2 separate regions of the Homo sapiens genome follow, and region 2 is linked to region 1. A link is an interaction called in ENCODE POLR2A ChIA-PET data of the cell type or tissue named here. Cell type or tissue: PC-3. All regions are shown on one strand. Each heading gives the region's core, and the rest is flanking DNA. Links, peaks and the distances in the headings are about the cores only.

Region 1 (5,384 bases), core at 150-5,149:
GGAGTGCAGTGGCATGATCTCAGCTCACTGCAACCTCCGCCTCCCAGGTTCCAATGATTCTCCTGCCTCAGCCTCCCAGGTAGCTGGGATTACAGGCAGGCGCCACCACGCCCAGCTAATTTTTGTACTTTTGATAGAGACGGGGTTTCACCATGTTGGTCAGGCTGGTCTCAAACTCCTGACCTCAGGTGATCTGCCTGCCTTAGCCTCCCAAAGTGCTGGGGTTACAGGTGTGAGCCACCACGCTGGCCAGGTGCATACTCTTAAGTTAGGTTTTTCGATCTTGTCTGCCTATTAAGTTAGGTTGCAGTTCATCCACAAGGACTCAAATATAGAAGCACAGAGTCCTTCTCAGACCATATTTAGTTACTTTAACGCTCTCTAATAGCCAGAAGTTAAAGCTGAAATACTGAACATCTTAGGTTAGATCTGGAAGCATTCCACAGTCTGCATCCAACCCAATTTTCATCACATGCCAAAAAAAATCTTTCCCACCTTCTGTTTTATGCAGGGTTTCTTCTTCTCTGGGTCTTTGGTCACATCCCAGTGCTTCCCCCAGCGCACATACACACACACCTGTCTCCTGTTCTCATCCACATCCCTCACTTCACAGGTCAGGGATCCATCATGGAGATCCTACCAGTTGCTGAGTATGTCTATTCCAATTTTGCATTCCAGGACTGGGAAAATAACCACAGGATGGGTTCAAAGATTCACTGGGCCCAATATAAGATGGACCTGAGATAAAACTCCATTGATCACCTGCCCTACATAAGCTCCTAGTTTTACTTGTGAACCAGGATGACATGCTCCCACTTCCTTCACGTCATTCCCACACAATTCTCTAGATTTCTTTCAGCATACTTTGCAAAAAAATATGCAGTTCTTTGGCCAGGCACAGTGGCTCACCCCTGTAATCCCAGCACTTTGGGAGGCCGAGGTGGGTGGATCACCTGAGGTCAGGAGTTCGAGACCAGCCTGACCAACAGGAGTAACCCCGTCTCTACTAAAATACAAAAATTAGCCGGGCGTGGTGGCACATGCCTGTAGTCCCAGCTACTTGGGAGGCTGAGGCAGAGAATCACTTAAACCCAGAAGGCAGAGGTTGCAATGAGCCGAGATCACACCACTGCACTCCAGCCTGGGCAACAGAGCGAGAAACTGTCTCAAAAAAAAAAAAAAAAGCAGTTCTTTTGGAGTACAGTATACTTTCTCCTAGGACATATTTTGGAGTATAGTATACCTCACCTTTCATGACCTGCTAGGACTGGAGTCTAGTTCTAGTCTAGAACCAGACAGGAGTGATGGAGGCAGGTCCTGAGGAGAATGAGCAAGGCAAATGCCTCAGGGAAGGCCATGACACATTCTTCAGGCAAAGGAGGGCTAACTTCTTCAGGCAGTGGTGGAAAGCAGCTACAACTGGCAAAGGAGATGCATCAGAACTTAGGGATTCTGTAGCCTCAGCTTCATCAAGATCTGCCTTGTTCCCATACCAAATTCCAGGATCCTGTTCCTTCTCAGTCAAGGACTCACTTTTGTATTTAATTCAGCCCTTGGCAGATGGAGACTCGGGGGTTGGTTTTCAGAAATCTTTGCCATGTGGCTACAGGAGATGAGGGTTTATTTCAGGACAGACATAGAAGCGTTCAGGTTTTTTATGTGGAGTATGACCTGAGAATTTGAAGGCTTGAGCTCATCCTTTTCTTTTCCTACTACTCAGTGAAGTTAGGAACAATCAGCCAATCTTATTATATTCCGTAGTTTGACTAAAAGCAAATACTTGGACACCCAGAACCTTGCCTCCAGTAGATATTTTATTAGAAGTATCCAGTGGCCATGCCTTGCATATCTCTTACCATATCATAATGTGGACTACCAGTGCCCTCTTTACCACTGAAAATAGAGGCATTGGTGCCTTCAAAACTAACCAGATTAGAAAACCAACTCCAAAAACTCATTCTTATGATTCTGTTTCTCTATAACCACTTCCACTACCAAAATTTCTATCAGTCAAAATCTTTTTTTTTTTTTTTTTTTTTTTTTGAGATGGAATCTCACTTTGTCACCTAGGCTGGTATGCAGTGGCACGATGCCCACTCACTGCAACCTCCACCTCCCAGATTCAAACTATTCTCATGCCTCAGCCTCCCAAGTAGTTAGGATTACAGGCGCGTGCCACCACTCCCGGCTAATTTTTGTATTTTTAGTAGAGACGGGGTTTCACCATGTTGGCCAAGCTGGTCTCGAACTCCTGACTTCAAGTGATCCACCTGCCTCAGCCTCCCAAGTAGTTAGGATTACAGGCGCGTGCCACCACTGCCGGCTAATTTTTGTATTTTTAGTAGAGACGGGGTTTCACCATGTTGGCCAAGCTGGTCTCGAACTCCTGACTTCAAGTGATCCACCTGCCTCGGCCTCCCAAAGTGCTGGAATTACAGGTGTGAGCCACCATGCCTGGCCTCTATCAGTCAAAATCTTAATCAGAACAGAAGGAAATATGTATTAAGAGATTTACTGTAAACAATCATTTATGCAATTGTGGGGACAGGCAAGGCAAGTCTGAAATACACAGGGCAGGCTATCAGATGGAGCTGACTGAAATTCTAAGGCACAAGAAGCTATCAGTAAAATATCAATATCAATAAAATAACTTCACAGTAACACCTAGATTGTAACTAGAGGACTATAGCCCCTGAATAACTGGAGACTATATCCTGGCCAGTTCGATGCATCAAAAATATAATAAATCCCATGTATGAGAGAATGAGGCTAAAAAAGGAAAATAACATCTCAGTATTAAAAAAAAAAAAAGATAGTTTTGACCTCATGGACCCTCTGAAAGATTTTTGTTTTCCAGACAGGGTCTCACTTTGTCACCCAGGCTGGAGCACAGTAGCATGACCACAGCTCACTACAGCCTTAACCTACTGGTCTCAAACGATCCTCCCACTTCAGCCTCCAGAGTAGCTGGACTACAGATGCACACCACCATACCCAGCTAAATTTTTAATTTTTCTGTACAAATGGAGTTTCTTTATTCCCAGGCTGGTATTGAACTTCCAGGCTCAAGCAATCCTGCTGCCTCAACTTCCCAAAATGTTGGGATTACAGGGATGAGCCACAGTGCCCAGTCCCCCTGAAAGGTGGCGAAGCCTTCCAGGAGTAGCTGGGCTACACTTGGAAAAATGCTGGATTACATGAAAGTAAGTATCCAACAAAAAATAATGCCACTTGGAGGTACATTATTTACAGTGGAATTGCCTAATACCCTGTGCCCTATTTAACATATGTGAATTAAATTATATGACTAAAATAATGTAAATAACAAAAATTAAAATAGTGGTCATTCCACTCGGAGACCTTTTTGAAATGGGGAATATAAATGTGCTTTTCCTTCTAGAACTCTCAGTTCCTGGGGGAAGGTCTCTCAAAATGTGAACATTTTCTCCATGGAGTGCAATCCTAGTGTTTAAAGCTATAGTTTATATTTTCAAACTGCTCAGCCCTAAAAGCCACATAAGTACTTCATTTGTGCTCAGTCCAAGAAGTAATGAATCTATTCCAATAATGGAAGCATAACTGCCCAACAGATTCTTCTTGCCCACTGCCCAAATAAAGCCAATTTATTAAGACAAGAGAATTGCAATAGAGAGTTTAGGCCAGGTGCGGTGGCTCACACCTGTAATCCCTGCACTTTGGAAGGTCAAGGTGGGCGGATCACCTGAGATCAGGAGTTTGAGAGCAGCCTGGCCAACATGGTGAAACACAATCTCTACTAAAAATACAAAATTTAGCCAGGCATAGTGGCAGGCACCTGTAATTCCAGCTACTCAGGAGGATGAGGTAGGAGAATCGCTTGAACCTTTGTTATCCCAGCTATCGTCTTTGTTTCAAAGTTAAATGATAAGCTAAATTCCTCCTGTAGTTAGCTTGGCCTACACCCAGGAATGGACAAGGGCAGCTTGGAGGTTAAAGGCAAGAAGGAGTCAGTTAGGTCAGATTTCTTTCACTGTCATAATTTTTCTATGTCAGATTTTTTTTTACTGTCATAATTTTTGCAAAAGGCAGTTTCAGAAGGAAAACTAACATGGTGAGAGGTCGTCTAAAATGGTCACCATGATGGCGAATTTCTAGGGAACTTTTCAAGGATAATATTGATTGATACATCCAACTTTTTCTTAGGCTTTTCTTAGGCTTAAAGCCTAATCCTTGGATCTACTGTTAAAAACTTTAGACAAATTAAACAGAGTTTAATTGAGCAAAGAATGATTCATGAGTCAGACAGCCCACCTTCCAAAACCAGAAATAGATTCAGAGCAACCCTGGCACTACTGTCTGGTCAGCGAAGATTTATAGACAGAAAAAAGAGTGACACACAGAAAATGCAAGTGAGGTACAGAAAGAGCTGGATTGGTTACAGCTCAGTGTTTGTCTTGCTTAAATAGCTGGCCACCTGTGAATGATTGAAGTATGGCTGCTGTCTTGAGAGTTGGCTTCTTGCTCTTGCTACAAGAGTAGGTTATAGTCTGTTTACACATCCATTTACACATCCAGTTTGCTATGTACAGATAAACCTTTAGGCCAAACTTAAAATATGTAAGGAGGTAGCTTTAGGCTAAACTTTATCTATTTGTTTGTTTATTTATTTAAAGAGAAACTCGCTCTGTTGCCCAGGCTTGAGTGCAGTTGCGCCGTCTCAGCTCACTGCAAGCTCCACCTCGAGGGTTCAAACGACTCTCCTGCCTCAGCCTCCCAAGTAGCTGGGATTACAGGCATACGCCACTACATCTGGTTAATTTTTGTATTTTTAGTAGAGACTGGGTTTCACCATGTTGGCCAGGCTGGTCTTGAACTCCTGACCTCAGGTGATCTGCCTGCCTTGCCCTCCCAAAGTGCTGGGACTTAATCTAGTCTTATTGGAACCACTGTCATAGTATCTGATACCTGAACCTACTATATCAAGTCTTCAAAGTAGTAGTGAGAGCTAGAGGTGAGAATTTTCATCCCAGGGCAAACGATGTTGTCATTACACACTTGCTGAATTGAATGGAGGGTCTCACAGGGGCAAGTATGAAGCTTGAAGGAGTGGGTACACAGGTGAAGAGAAACCTCTGAAGAGAAAGCCCAGGCTCTCCTCTTCCCAACTCATTTATATACTGGTTATATGTAAATCAGCAGTCACAAGCCAGAGAACCACAGGCCAGATGCCCTTTACAAAGGTCTCATAAAATGTTCTCTAAAAACTTTGAGTTGGCTGGGCAGTGTTTCCCACCTGCAATCCCAGCACTTTGAGAGGCTGAGGTGGGAAGATTGCTTGAGCCCAGGAGTTTGGACCAGCCTGGGCAACACAGTGAGACCCCATCTCTACAAAAACTAAATTTTAA
Region 2 (5,384 bases), core at 308-5,307, 320 kb before region 1:
AAGAAGATGTCCGATTCAGAGTGGTTTTGTAGAGTTAGTCCTGAAGAGAAATGCTTCCTTTTAAGCAAATCTATCACTACCACTCATATCAGTCTGGCCTAGCCTGACAATAGCTGTGCCTACAACCACAGCTAGGGAGTGTCTCCACCTCTACCTCCCATTGCCCAGCATCTTTAGGATAACTATGGAGGCTAATTCATAGCCTGGGTTCAGCTTGGCAGCCCTTCCTAACATCCTTAAGAACCACAAAAGGTTGGGAGCAAAATCCTTGTCATCTTTTCCTGCAGTTTAGACTGTGTGTGACTCGGCTCACATGGATGGTTTTTTGTTGTTGTTGTTGTAATGAGTAGGAGACAAGGGAGTCCTGAGGCTCGAGGTCAAAATGAAATATTTTTCTTTCAAAATAGTCATTGAAGGGAAGAATACTGCGTAGTTTTAAAATTGTATTCTTATTCAAGATTGCTTCTTAAAAAATGGCCATACAATAATTTGGGTGTACATGAAGGTTCACATATTGTATGATTCCATTATATGTAAAATATCCAGAATAAGTAAATCTATGGAGACAAAAAGTAATTTTGTAGATGCTAGGCACTAGGGGAAGAAGAAAATAGGGAGTGACTGCTTAATGGGTGTATCTCATTTTGGGAGTAATGAAAATGATTTAGAACTCAATAAAAGTGATGGTTGCACCATATAATGAATGTTCTAAATGCCCTGACGTGTACACTTTAAAATAATTAATTTTATGTTATGTAAACTTGCGAATTTCACTTCAATTTATTCAAAAAGATAATTTGTGGGGAACTTTGGTGAAATTTGACTATGAATGGATATTAAATGGCATTATGGAATTATTAATTTCTTGCATATGATCATGGTATTGTGTTACACAGTAGAAAGATATTTTTTATTCTGTTTTCAAAGGTAAGTGCAGAAATCCTTAGAAGTATCATGAAATCTGCAGCTTACTTTCTAATAGTTCAGCAAAAGTCATCCATTTCTATACAGAAAGAGATTAAAGCACATAGCAAAAAATATGATTGTTGAATCTAAGTGGAGGCTACGGGGCTGCTCATTGTATTATTCTTTCAACATTTCAATATCCTTAAAATTTTGCAGAGAAATATTGGGAGAATTTTTTTTCGATGATCTCCTGAAATTCAGAGTAAAGTTCAAGGCTCACATTAACTAACTGATTTATTAGTTCATTAATTAATGCAAAACATTGTTGAGCACCTGGTAGATTCCAAGTGCTGTGCTAGGTAGTCCAAGTATAATAATGAACAAAACAGATGTAATCTCTGCTCTCATAAAGCTTGCAGCCCAGGGAGGAAACCCATAAATAATTAGGCAGCTCAGTATGAGCTATGATGGGAAGATGCAAGATGCTAAGAGAATGCAGAGGAAGAAAGACAAAAGCTAAGACCTGAAGGACCTTATTTAGAGTGCTATAGAAAAAAACATTCAATGATATTTGTTAAAGCATAGTAGGGCAGACTTTATCAGGACCCTGGCAATAGATATAGGGACCGTGGCAATGGGATTTTGCAGTGGCGAAGAGAGATTGGATTCAACTTCAAATACAGCATGGACAAATGGTAATTTATGACCAAGAAGCAGGGTGGGGCTTAGTGGACAGAAAATTACTAAGAGAAAACATCAGGCGTGAGGTATGTTCTGGCTAAACTGACCTAATAGGATTCTTGCTGAAGAAAGACCAGGGCAATCAGATGTCACCCGGGAGATGATGGAGGTTGAAGAACCCAATAAGATAGCAAGGGGATCCGATATTGAAGATGGAGGATTCTCACTAAACTGACTTAGCAGCGTTCTTTGCTAAAGCTGGATTTTACAAGAAAGTGCACAGATGGGCCTAGGAGAAGTTTCAAGAAGCTAACTAAAGTTTGGTCAAACAAAAAAATCTTTGTAAAGTCAACCAAGTAAACAGAGAGAAAGAATATTCCAGGCAAACCCATAGGGTGAAGGCCTAGAGGGGAGATTCTGGGCCAGAGGCTGCAAATCAAAATCCCTGCAGAAAGAGCCAGACAGCATAAATGAATGAAAACCAGAGACAACCCCATTTTTAAAGGGTCATCAAGTCTATTGTGGGTACACCACTGAACTCCAGTCAACAGAAAGCCAGGAGGTGTGTAGTGGGGGGGATGGGGGGTGGATGAGAAAAATCACGGACCAGTGAGGTCAGGTGATCACCCCCAGTCCCAGTTCAGAGTACTTTCCCCTTTCCTATCTTGCTTTTGGAAGTGTAGACCTTTCCTAAAGAAGAGGAGTCGGAGCAGCCAAAACTATGTTCAAGGCATTAGAAAATCACCAGGACTGGGTGAATAACCATGACCATGACAATTAGCCAGGCACAGATCTATACCTGTACTCATGCAATCTGGGGCCTTACTACTATGCATATTTTTCATTTAAAAAAAATACAATTGGAGAGAGAAGCATAAGCACAGAGTGGCAATTCCTAGAGCTGTAAATCTTCAGTATATTCTAAGTTAAATTGATTGTCCTCCTGGAGCTACTTAAACATAATCACATAGCAAAATGATGAGAGGGCTCAGTCTTCAGTTTTCTTTTGTTTTGTTTGCCTGACTGTAGCCAGACTGTTGCTGATTCACATTAGAGACATGAGGAAAAAACCCTAACTTCCTTTCTCCCCTATTTTCACCGTAGGGCAGACAGAGGAGGAGAAGACAAGAAGGTGAAGTTTTAGGAAAATAGAATACTTGAGAAACCTTGAAATTAATATGGTGTTTGGCCTTTTGGCAATAAATAAATTAGGCTAAACAGCTTTGAGTTACCCTTTTTCCAAGGCTCAGTAGGGGTTAACATCAAGGAAGCTGGAGAACTTGGCAGAATGGGAAGTGCCCAGCACTGTGTTTAAGATTTCAGTCGGGGAGATCTGAGGGGTTTCTGCAAAATCCATGACAGCCTCCGGTGCCCTGAGAGACGCCAGGATATCCATGAAGACTTGGAGTGCCCACTTTACAATTAGAGCCCTAGAAGAAAATACTCCACTCTTTCTATCTTGAAACACATCTCTTCGTGTTATTTTATTCTATTCTAGGGCCTGAGAAGAAGCCTGGCTGCTAATTCACAGCTCCAGCCCTTTGAAGTGCCATTGATATTCCAAACTAGGGGAGCCTCCCGCATCATAATGGAATCTTCAACCCGCCCCGGGCTATACTACAAATAAACTTGTTCCAGCGAAATCTGCAAGCAGGCCCTGAGCACCAACGCCAGCCGACCTCTGAGAAAGCAGCTTGGGCAGCATAAGCTTTGCAAAGGAAAATAAAATCCTCAGCATGGAGTCTCAAACAAGAAAAATAGTGAGATATTTAAACCTGACCATTTCTTTTTAAAGACTTGGGTGTTCTTCAGAAAGGGAATTTCCCTCCCACCCCAGAAGGGTCCAAAGTGTTACTCATATTATTTACAGAGCTTTGAAGTGTGCCTCCAAAGTTTGAGTTCAGCTCTGAAGAATGTGAAGGTCAAATCATTTTCCCTTTCTGATGAAGGAAGGCTGTGAATTTAATACCACAATTTATTCAAAACAAGGAAATACACTGAGGCACTCTCCACTATTAATGCACAACAGTAGACGGTTGGAACCATCTCATACTCCAAAGAGTTTATATGGTTTGGCCAACAGTGGTGATACATTTAATGAGCCTCTGGTTAATCCATTCCTACCAGACTCAGCACCTGTAAAATGCAAGACACTTTGCTTCTAATAATAGGAATTGAGTTAATTTATTTAAACAATGTTAGAGTCATCATTTTCTAAAAGTAAAATAATTAAACATACATTCCTATAGTATGTGTATATTTTATAAAAACTGGAGGTTAAATAGCACATCTGGGGCATCTGGCTTTTCCTGGTAACCCTCCAGGTGACCTCTCTTTTTAAAAGTGGCCTTTTGAGCTTTATTATCTTAACAAGAACCCCCATTTATATAGCTGCTTTCTTTATGGAGCCTGAAGTGCTTTGTTGACCTTGGAATGCCCTTCATGCTTAGGAGGATGTTCTCCCTGGCCCACAGAGCTGACGAGACATTTAGAGGCCAGGAACCAAAAGGCTTGGCTGCAGGCAGTCAGTGGTGAATGTACGTCCAGAACTGTTCTCTCAGCTGGAATGATGCATAATATTTTAGTCTACGGGACCCAGCAGTGTGCTGTCACTACACACTTGAAGAGGCTACAAGGAGTCCAACGTTCTGAGTCAAGTCTGTGCTCTGTCACTTACTGGCTGGTAACCATAAGCACATAGCTCAAATTCCTGTAACCTCCTCTTCCCCACCTGTAAAATGGGATTAATAATTGTCAGGCCTCTGAGCCCAAGCCAAGCCATCGCATCCCCTGTGACTTGCACGTATAGGCCCAGATGGCCTGAAGTAACTGAAGAATCACAAAAGAAGTGAATATGCCCTGCCCCACCTTAACTGATGACATTCCACCACAAAAGAAGTGTAAATGGCCAGTCCTTGCCTTAACTGATGACATTACCTTGTGAAAGTCCTTTTCCTGGCTCATCCTGGCTCAAAAAGCTCCCCCACTGAGCACCTTGCGACCCCCACTCCTGCCCACTGAGCACCTTGCGACCCCCACTCCTACCCACCAGAGAACAAATCCCCTTTGACTGTAATTTTCCTTTACCTACCCAAATCCTATAAAACGGCCCCACCCTTATCTCCCTTCGCTGACTCTCTTTTCAGACTCAGCCCGCCTGCACCCAGGTGAAATAAACAGCCATGTTGCTCACACAAAGCCTGTTTGGTGGTCTCTTCACACGGACGCGCATGAAAATAATACCTACCTCATACATCTGTCATGTAACACTTTAGTGTTCTTCTATATTTGCATAGCTGTATCCTTCCATTAGTTTGTATAGAGCTGACTTAGTATTTTTGGTTGAATAAATGTTGAATGACCTGGCATTGTGTTCATAGCTTTACTTATTGTATTTAATTCTTACTATAACCACCTGGGCTAGGTACAATTATTAGAAGACATGACAAGGTGATAGTTAAAACAGTTAAGAAACTTGCCTGAGTTCATGAACTAGTTGCAATTGGGATTCAAATTAAGGAGGGCGGGTGTAGTGTCTCACACTTGTAATCTCAGCACTTCGGGAGGCTGAGGTGGGTGGATCACCTGAGGCTGGGAGTTCGAGACCAGCCTGGCCAACATGGTGAAGCCCCATCTCTACGAAAAATTAACCAGGCATGGTGGCAGGCAACTGTAATCCCAGCTACTCGGGAGGCTGAGGCAGGAGAATTCCTTAAACCCAGGAGGCAGAGGTTGCAGTGAGCCGAGATGGCGCCATTGCACTCCAGCCTGGGCAACAAGAGTTAAAGTCCGTCTCA

Evidence for each region. ChIA-PET counts read pairs that join two places held together with the same protein. Peaks named below come from ENCODE experiments on the same cell type or tissue, not always from the same donor. Only the 100,000 strongest peaks of a DNase experiment are listed, where the experiment ranks them.
Region 2: POLR2A ChIA-PET joins it to region 1 with 6 read pairs; 2 of 35 experiments call an interaction of 5 or more read pairs at or near these places.

Annotation. Positions count from the first base shown.
Region 1 is chr4:83,526,129-83,531,512 of GRCh38, reverse strand. No RefSeq gene overlaps it. Among named protein-coding and RNA genes, the nearest start is that of GPAT3, 7.3 kb to the left of the region's middle. In PC-3, for the core only: no CTCF peak of the experiment used is centred there; no DNase peak of the experiment used is centred there.
Region 2 is chr4:83,849,457-83,854,840 of GRCh38, reverse strand. No RefSeq gene overlaps it. Among named protein-coding and RNA genes, the nearest start is that of GPAT3, 320 kb to the right of the region's middle. RefSeq lists enhancers at 1-169, 3,766-4,377, 4,378-4,989. In PC-3, for the core only: no CTCF peak of the experiment used is centred there; a DNase peak (open chromatin) is centred at 2,620; H3K27ac peaks cover 1,737 bases.